3 separate regions of the Homo sapiens genome follow, and regions 1 and 2 are each linked to region 3. Evidence: chromatin contacts called from ENCODE Hi-C or POLR2A ChIA-PET data. All regions are on one chromosome and are shown on one strand. Each heading gives the region's core, a stretch centred on a gene start or an enhancer-like site at or near the end of the contact. The rest is flanking DNA. Distances are from core to core; before and after follow the strand shown.

Evidence for each region. A loop is a pair of places that touch in the nucleus more often than their neighbours do. ChIA-PET counts read pairs that join two places held with the same protein, here RNA polymerase II (POLR2A). Pooled maps may share reads with other maps.
Region 1: a map of PC-3 shows a loop between it and region 3 (1.9-fold over the local background). The contact joins two enhancer-like sites. A Hi-C loop is called at or near these places in 4 of 168 maps with a recorded cell type or tissue (Caco-2, Calu3, HepG2 and 1 more) and 2 of 50 pooled maps. POLR2A ChIA-PET finds 5 or more read pairs at or near these places in 1 of 52 experiments (HepG2).
Region 2: a map of Calu3 shows a loop between it and region 3 (7-fold over the local background). The contact joins two enhancer-like sites. A Hi-C loop is called at or near these places in 3 of 168 maps with a recorded cell type or tissue (Caco-2, Calu3 and GM12878), 1 of 37 single-sample maps with no recorded cell type and 4 of 50 pooled maps. POLR2A ChIA-PET finds 5 or more read pairs at or near these places in 1 of 52 experiments (activated CD4-positive, alpha-beta T cell).

What each region holds. Positions count from the first base shown.
Region 1 is chr4:68,863,253-68,866,418 of GRCh38, reverse strand. It overlaps the pseudogene LOC101930041. Among named protein-coding and RNA genes, the nearest start is that of UGT2B10, 49 kb to the right of the region's middle. Within about 2 kb of position 1,803, at least 6 of the 41 ENCODE cell types and tissues checked have a DNase peak (open chromatin) inside an H3K27ac peak, as active enhancers do; they include PC-3, where a contact is called at or near this core.
Region 2 is chr4:68,903,723-68,906,832 of GRCh38, reverse strand. It overlaps the pseudogene LOC101930041. Among named protein-coding and RNA genes, the nearest start is that of UGT2A3, 47 kb to the left of the region's middle. RefSeq lists enhancers at 1-305, 306-1,197, 2,089-2,981. Within about 2 kb of position 1,737, at least 7 of the 41 ENCODE cell types and tissues checked have a DNase peak (open chromatin) inside an H3K27ac peak, as active enhancers do.
Region 3 is chr4:68,654,804-68,657,971 of GRCh38, reverse strand. UGT2B15 (UDP glucuronosyltransferase family 2 member B15) reads left to right here. Exons shown (of 6, transcript NM_001076.4): 4 at 2,790-2,877. Among named protein-coding and RNA genes, the nearest start is that of UGT2B15, 14 kb to the left of the region's middle. Within about 2 kb of position 1,736, at least 4 of the 41 ENCODE cell types and tissues checked have a DNase peak (open chromatin) inside an H3K27ac peak, as active enhancers do; they include PC-3, where a contact is called at or near this core.

The DNA.
Region 1 (3,166 bases), core at 554-3,053, 210 kb before region 3:
TAGGAGGGCTCTCAAGGCTTTGGGAAGCTCTGGCCCTGTGGATCTGCCTGTCTTTTTCTCATCTTCCTGTCTTTTTAGGAGCCCTCCAAACTATTCCAACCTCTGCCCATTACCCAGTTCCAAAGTTGCTTCCACATCTTCAGGTATCTTTACAGTAATGCCCCACCTCTCTAGTTTTCTGTATTAGTTTGCTGTCACATTGTTCTCACATCTTCTGTATTACTTTGTTTTCACATTTGTTCTCATATTGCTGTAAAGAACTACCGGAGACTGGGTAATTTATGACGAAAAGAGGTTTAAATTACTCACAGTTCCCTAGGCTGTATAGGTACCCTGTCTGAGGAGGCCTCAGGAAATTTATAATTATGAGAAAGTGAAGGGAAGTCAACATGACCTACCTGATTGGAGCAGGAGGAAGGTGGGGGAAGCTGCTACGCACTTTTAAACAACCACATCTTCTGAAAGCTCCATGGCAACACAGCACTAGGGGGTGTTCCTAAACCATTAGACGTGGAATGCCCTCACACTTCTCCATTTTACACAAATGCTTTCAAATGGAAGACCCATGAAACCAAAAAATTGTTCCAAAGCAGTTTTTCTCATTGTCTTTCCTCATTCTTAAATTCTTTCACACTTCTTTTCTTAAAAGGAGGAACCGAGCTGTAGCCTAGGCTTTTTTGTGTGGTGCATCAATGTGTGCTGATTGTAAGTGAGACTCCACATGTTTTAACGTTGAGTTGTTTCTGCCTTGTTACATGTGTTAGTGAATCTTTAAAATCCTTGTTCTTCAGTGCCGTAAAGAAATAGCACTGGAACATAAATTTAATTTCTTCAGCGAGGCCAATTTTTTTTTTTACTTTATGCAGAAAGGGTGCACACATCAGCAGTTTTGCCATGAGAGTACACCAAATAAAGGAGACGGTCATTTATAACTTGACATGTCAAGCTTACTGCTGTGTCCGGGGTTTCTATTGGAAGGAACAGGACATCACATTGTGTATTTGTCCTGATTGGCTAGCAACTTAGAACTTTTTAAAAGAGGCAAAGGCAGAGGAGAACAAAGGAAGGCAGAAGTAACTTGTGGTATACTGAGAAAGGTAAAAACACCTTCAAATAAGGAAGAGGAACAGGCTATGACCTAATGCTTGCTTAGACCAGTGTAAGCATGCCAGGGCAAATATTTACACTAAATTGTGGGAGCTGAGAACATAAAATACATTGATTTCTTTATTATGGTTAGCAGATATTTAAGAATGTTAGCACAGGTCTTTGAATAAATTTTGCTTGTAAGAGAAGTTACTACTTATTCTTAATTAGATGGAGGGGAAGTCTTTGAAGAGGAATCTCTACTTTACTTTTTACACCGAAGCAGCCTAGGGTCACTGGAGCAGTCTTGTTGTTTGAGGTATTACCAGGAGTTCTTGAGAGGGTTGTCATTCATTTCACAGTTGAATCCAAAGACTTTTATAAAAAAAAAAAAAAAAAAAAAAAAAAAAAGCTAATAGGGCAGAGTGTTTCATTCACATAAGGCACGAAAAACAGGTTAGGACTGGATGTCTTATTTGCATACATACAAATTCTTGTTAGCTCCACCTCTTCTCTCTAGTGTGCATGCAGGTCCTTAGCCTGAGTTACTGCATATTGTTTTATTTTGCTTATTGCGTATGTGTCACTGCAGACGTGTCTGGTTCTGTGTAAGTTTCCTTATCTATACAGCTACAGGTCTGTCTTAGGCAAGCACCCTGTGCAAGTTCCTTTACCTGAGTGTGTCCAGAAAGAAAAGGAATGTGCTCACCAAAGGCCACCGTGTGTAGGCGGAGCTCACTGGTTGCACAGAAGACAAGGGCTTTGGACTTTGCTTCCTTATCTGTGCTTGCAGCTTGATTTCTTCCACATTGTCATTTTTTGGGGAGGACTTCTACCAAGAACCTGTCCTAACTATCTGCCTAACTGGTTACTTATTCTTTCTTCTCTCATTAGTTTCTCTCTCCAGACATCTATCACCTCCATGAGGGCTCAAAACACCGAGTGATCAGCTCTTTATGCGTTTGCTAGATGAGCTTTTTAAAACTCATTTTACCTAATGTCATTATCAGCCTTCTGCTTATTAAGACAGAAACCACAACCATGTCTTTTCTCCTGTACATTTTTTCCTACCTCAGATATTATCAGTAAATACAAATTTTAAATTAATTTCTTGCAGTTACTATTAACAATTTGTGTTTCATTCCATTAGGTTGGCATGTCTCAGTAACTAATATACAATTTTATCATTTTCCCTGCTTTTAAACTCTTACCTTTACATACCACTCTATGTTGAGATGCAAGAATTTCTTGCTAAAGAAAGGCTTGATCTTGTGACTGTCTTTTAAAACTTGAGTGAAGAATTATTTGCCAATAAATTATCATTCAAACTCATAATTGTTTATTTAAAACTAAGTTCCCCTGTTTCAAACTAACTTTCTTCTGTAATGTCCTGCCCTGACCTTTCTCTGTGATCACTACTCACTGGAATGATTTTCAAATATTCTATACTTTCAAATATTTTCAAATATTCTATATTCTATGTGTAGACATATACATATAGTGTGTGTGTGCATGTGTGTATACTGGAAATAAACATTTTTTAAAAGTATAGGAAATAGTGACCTGAACTGATCATATGCTGGGCAAAAACTCAAAACTCAATTAGTTTGTTGAGATTCAAAATCATAAAAAGTATGTGGTCTAGCTATACTAGAAATAAATTAGAAATCATACAAAGAATGATAACTAAAAAATTCTCTAAACTTTGGAAATTAAAAATACATTTTTAAAAAATTCAGTCAACAAAATATTGTAATTATACATGCACATTTATCTCAGCAACTCTTCTCCCAATTATATATCTAACAGAAATTAATATGTAAAACTAATGACATACATATAGATAAATATATTTATACCAGAATAACTAATAATGTCCAAAAATGTAAACAACCCAGGTGTCCATCAGTTATAAAATAAAGAAATACTCTGTGGTATTTGTCAATCAACAGAATACTATACAGCAATGTAATTAACCAATAACTGCTATACAAAAAAAGACACAAGTATATATTATATAATTCAATTATATAAACAAGTAATGTTAATTTATTAAATTAGAATTCAGGTTAATACTTAA
Region 2 (3,110 bases), core at 488-2,987, 250 kb before region 3:
AGAAGGGGAGCCTGATCACCTCCCAGGGAGTGACAACTAATCCAACACAGAGAGGCTGGGGGACGGTGAGAGTGGCTCACAAATTTGGATGAAACTCACACCCCAACCAACACAGGACGCGAGAGTGGCTCGCTAAGTTAGTTCAGAAGGAAACTGGATGCAGTGAGAGCGGTTCACTGCCCCAACCAGGATAGGGAACTGGGAGCGGGGAAGTGTGTGAGTGCGTGTGAAAGAGACAGTTCTGGGAGGAACCAACGGGAATGACATGTGTGGAGCTGCTGATCTCTTAGTGTAGGCTGTACGCTCCGAGCAAAATGTAGGACCAACCGGGTCCAATCGGTCTAAAACAAAAGGAAAGGTGAATGTGCTGCATCATAACTGGGAGGAAATGGGAGGAAAATCGTGGAAACCCACCCCATTGGAATGTATGTTAAAGAACTTTAAGAAAGGCTTTGCAGGGGTTGAGGGAGTCAAGTTAACCCCTCAGATGCTGAGAGCTCTCTGTGAATTAGAATAGCCCTTTTTTGGTGTTGGCTGGCCTGCCAAATGTGCTACAGATAGGGAGAAAATTGGCCGTGTGTTTAAGGTGGTGACCTGAGTTGGAGGACAGTCAGATAATTCAGACCAAATTTCCTTATATTAACTCATGGCTGAATGCAGCCCTGTTTAGCAGCTTATTGAAGAATGCTCACAGCTCAAGCCAAGAGAAATCAATTGTGCTGCCAGCTACAAAGACAAAGTGAAAGCTTCGCCTGTAAACAGAGTTAAAGGGAAAGTCACAGGAGCTTGTAGCGTGAGCAAACAGAGACAAAAAGAAAGCCACAGGAAAAACCAGTTTTTCAAGAACCACTGGAGGGAAAAGAGACCCCTCCTCCATATGTTCCAATCTACCCCCGCTTTCCCCAGGTTAACTGCCTCTGAGGAGTCAAGCTCAAATGGATACATGCCCCCAGTCTCTCTTGAGAGGGAAAAATCTGAGCCCTCACTCCAGGAAGTTAAGGTGAAATGCTAGGAAAAACAGGCAAGCCACCTCCAGTCAGGTTGTGTTAGGGCTATGCAAATGCCTCTCCTGGAAACTAGAGGACCCCCACTAGAACCCAAAGGAATGAGGCAGCCCAACTATAGCAGCTGCCAAGATACCAAGAGGCACTCCTGCAAAATTTAAGGGAAGGCGGGAGACAGGCAATCAATATAGGAAAAATCTCAGAGGGGCATCAGGGTGCAGATGAAAGCCCCAGCCATTTTTATAAAAGACTTGGTGAGGCCAGTGCATGATGAACATGGCATTTGTAGAGCAGGCCCAGGGGGATATCCAGTGAAAATTGCAGAAAATGGAAGGTTTTAAAGGGATGAATGCTACTCAGCTTATTGAAGTGGCCACGAAGGTGTACATTAACCAAGATCAGGAGGCAAAGAGGGAGGCTAATAGAAGGCTTGAGAAAAAGGCTGATTTGCTGGCAGCATCCCTCATGGATGTGGGTATGGACATGGGCATGGAAGAGGCCAGTCTGGACAGGGATTTGAGGGCCAGCCGAGGCTGGAAAGAGATCAGTGTGAGCGGTGCAAAAGAAAAGGACACTGGAAGGATGAGTGTCCAGAGAATAATAACAAGGAGGACAGTCAGGGCATTCAGACCAAATTTCCTTATGTTAACTCATGGCTGAATGCAGCCCTGTTTAGCAGCTTATTGCAGGATACTCGCAGGTCGAGCTGAGAGAAATCACCTGTGCTGGCAGCTGCAAAGACAAAGTGAAAGCTTCGCCTGTAAACACAGAGTTAAAGGGAAAGTCACAGGAGCTTGTAGGTTGAGCTGAGCAAAAAGTGAAAGCTTCTCCGGCAAACACAGAGACAAAAAGAAAGCCACAGGAAAAACCAATTTTGCAAGAACCACTGGAGGGAAAAGAGACCCCAGGGCAGTAGTATAGGAAGGCCACCTACTGGTGGCTGCCACACCAGGGAGGAACCAGACATCGATCTGATTGGACTGGCAGGGGCTGAAGGATATGAGGGTAGGACAGACCAGGCTGCTTCTCTTTGGGACCCGAGGAGCCCATGGTCAGATTAGAAGTTAGAGGCCAGCTAATGGACTTTACGGTAGACACCAGAACTAAACACTTAGTAGTGACCTGACCTATAGAGCCACAATCCAAGAACTGTGCAACTATTGTAGGAGCCACTGGAGTCTCTGAAAAGTGGCCTGTCGGTCAAAGAGGTGTGTTATAGGAGGATGAGAAGTCCAAAATGAATTCCTATACCTCCTAAATTGTCCAGTTTCTTTGCTGGGAAGAGACCTACTTCAAAAACTGCAGGCACAGATTACATTTGGGCCGCAAGGGAATGTAACTTTAAACGTAGTTTGCCCAGAGGCTATGATGTTAACCCTCACTGTCCTGCAGGCTGAGAAATGGAGACTATGCAAAAAAGACTCCGGAACCAGGAGTAAATGAAATGCATGGGTTACTTACTAAAATTCCCAGAGTTTGGGCTGAAAGTAATCCACCTGGACTGGTGCCAGCGTAAATCAGGCACCGGTGGTGGTAGAGTTAAAACTGGGAGAAACTCCGGTTCGGGTCCGACAGTACTCGCTACTCCCTGAGGACATACGGGGTGTCCACAAACATTTAGAGTGGCTTCATAAGCATGGAATCATAGCCAAATGCCAGTCACCATGGAACAACATTCTCTTGCCAGTGCGGAAGCCGTCTGGGGAATATAGGCCAGTACAGGATTTGCATTCAGAAAACCAGGCCACAGTGACCATCCACCCAGTGGTGTCAAACCTGCATACCTTAATGGGACATATTCCAGCAAGTGCCACTTGATTTACAGTCCTAGATTTAAAGAATGCATTTTTCTGTCTCCAGTTTGCACCAATTAGTCAGGCTAGTTTTGTTTTTCAATGGGGGTAAATCACAGTACACTTGGACAAGATTCCCACAAGGATTTAAAAACTCCACTACAATCTTTGAAGAGGCACTGGCCTCAGATCTTAAAGTCTACACCCCACCGAATAGTTACTGTGTCTTGCTCCAGTACATTGATGATCTTCTTCTAGCAGCCCCAACTCAAGAGGACTGCTTCCAAGGGACCCAAGACCTCCTGCACCTGCT
Region 3 (3,168 bases), core at 487-2,986:
GGTGTGCTGGAAGGAAAATAAAATGGATTCAATTGCCTATTAAACATAAAATTATAGAAATTATAATGGCCTTTTAAATATATGCAAACACATGTACACACACACAAAAGATTCTATGGCTTTTACTTCAGAACTTTAGCCATGAGATAAAAAAAATTGACCAGCTTGCAGACAAAAACCTGTTGAATCCATAGTGTGGTTTTTATCTTAATAGAAAAATAAAAGCAAATTTAAAGCAAGAAGAAAAGAATTTTTTTTAAAAAGAGAGAACTTAGGAACTCTATAGCTTGCAGGACAACCTAGGGTTCTTAATGTATATGTGCACAAAGACCGTATTACCTTCATTTTACATAAACTCTGCCAAGTAGAGGTGTCATAAAACCTACCAAGTGATATCAGGGGGTCATTCTTCTTGTTTTCTCATCATTCTTAGATTATTTGTTTCCCACTTTTTTTCCTAAAAGGAGGAACTGAGCTGTGGCCTAGGGTTTATGTGTGGTGAATCAATGTGTGCTGCTTGTGGGCAGTACTCCACAGTGTGTCACCACTGAGTTGTTTCCACCCTCTTACATGTCTCAGTTTCTCTCTCCAGAGGTGTATGACCTCTGAGAGGGCTCAAAATGCTGGGTGATCTGCCCTCATATGTGTTTCCTGGACTAGCCTTTTTTTAAAAGTTAATTTTTATTGGGGATTTCCCTGCAGGGCCACTCCATGTCACAGGGGGTCAACCCCAAGACACTCCCACAAGGCCCCCAGTTGCTTAGGGGTGCCTTTTGCCTGGGAGGAGCAGATGCCCTTTCACTTTGGAGCTGAGAAAACTCAGTCTCTCATTTTCCTATGTAAACCACAGTTCAGTTTCTCACACAAATCCACACAGACAAGCCAAATGAGATTAATTTGGGGAATAAAAACAATAGAGGAGACCCTTTACAACACATCTCCAAACTAGAATTAGGATTCTTAAACAACAACTTCCTAGGAGGAAAAAAATAGCAACAGTCAATACTACTTCCAGTAAACTGTACTCAGCCACCCCCTACTTTGTAACTCGTCTGCCATTACACATGCCAAGGTAAAATCCTCTCACAGTACAAGGTAATCTGTGGTAATCTCAAAGCCAAAGAGATCAGGTCATTCAACATAGGAAAACAGAGCTTTGGACTGAGAAAAAAATCTGCCCACAACTCTTGGAACTCCACAAAGAAAACAGACACCCCTAAAGGGGTGAGTGGTGCCTTTGTTCTGAATTCTTTAAAAGAGTTCAAGTCATTAGAAGCCTTCTCTAGATTTTTCATACTGCAAATGGCAAAAGGCAAAAGGAGGTATAGGGTGGAGGAAAAGTAAACAAAAGAACATTTGTTTTTTTAAAGACAGGAAGCAAACACAGAAACCAAGAGCATGGTTTTTAGGTTTTGTTTTGTTTTGTTTTGTTTTCTCTTTTGCGTCTGCAAAGAATTTTAGCCAAATTAGACAGGCTTTGTTACCCACAATTTGGAATTCTCACTCAGATTTGATCAAGTCAGGTAAAGTTCATCAAATCTGATGGGAGAAATACTGGAATGTACAAAAAAAAAAAAAAATCCCAGAAATGTGATCACTAAGCACTGTAATGGTAAGGAGAAATTAAGTCCAGCTAGTTGTTAAACATTAACCAAGACAAAACCGCAATTCAGCTGTTTACCTACGGATGGGTTTCAGGCCAAAACTGCCCTCTGCCATCCTAGAATCAGGAAAGAAACCTCAAATTCATCCTCCCTCCTGGGAGCGAGCTCAAACTCCATAGAGTTACCTGCCTTCCATTGTCATGGAAACAGGAAATCTTGCCTTTCTTGTAGGAAGCAAGTAAAACTCCAAAAAAAACAAAAAGGAGTTGTACAGCAAAATAAACTTCAGATCTTGTCTGAATTTTGGGGTATCAGAGATTCTCTGGAGGGGTTGCTCCCAGACCTCAGCCAATTGTCTTCTTTGTTTGAGCCATAAATTTAGCTCATGCTGGTACCAAGCACTGATAGGACATTTATCAAAGGTCAGGGAACCTCCACTCAGAATCTCTTCATGGTTACCAAAATATGAACCCTGAATATATGAGACAGTTCTCAGATAATTTAGAAAGTTTATTTTGCCAAGGTTGAAAATGTGCACCCATGACACAGCCTCAGGAGGTCCTGATGACATGTGTCCAAGGTGGTGGGGGGACAGTTTGGTTTTATACATTTTAGGGATACATGAGACATCAATCAACATATATAAGATGAACATTTGTTCGGTCCAGAAATGGGAGACAGCTAGAAACAAAGGCAGAGCAACTTGAAGCATGGAAGGGGCTTCCAGGTCATAGGTAGATGAGAGACAAATAGCTGAATTCCTTTGAGTTTCTGATTAGCCTCTCGAAATGAGGCAATTTGATATTCATTTATCTCAGTGAGTCAAGGGCTGACTTTGAATAGAATGGGAGGTAGGTTTGCCCTAAGCAGCTTAACTTTTCCCTTTAGCATAGAGTTTGGGTTGCCAAGATTTATTTTCCTTTCACAATCTCATGTGTCTAGCTATTATGTTAGAAATGTCATTATTTCTTTATATACAAAATTGATTATAAAAGTAACGACATTAAACGTGGGTATTCAACTTACCTCAAACTTTTAGTAGTTCTCATTACTTGACATCACTTCTTCTTATTTCTTCATCTTTTATATGGATTAACTAACTGATTATTAATCTCTTCAGAATTCTAACATGCTATGTTTTTAGAGTTCTATTCATTGAACAAGATATTTTCCTTGCCCTAACAGGTTCTATGGAGATTTGATGGCAAGAAGCCAAATACTTTAGGTTCCAATACTCGACTGTACAAGTGGTTACCCCAGAATGACCTTCTTGGTAAGATTCTGGAGAACAAACAGTGAATATATTAGTAACAGCAAATTGGAGTGATAATAGTTCAACATAAAACAAACATATTTAGCATTTATTATTGGAAAACTAAAAAACAAATCAAATTTAACTACTTTATATTTATTTTCCAGTCTTAGTATAAAAAGAATGCACTATAGTAGTTGGCATTTTATTACATACAGTCACATTCTTTATGGTCAGAATAAAAATCTCTTTGTTCAGGTGTAATTTCCTCTCACAGGTTTTAAATAACATCCTGGATTTTCTGTCTGTCTC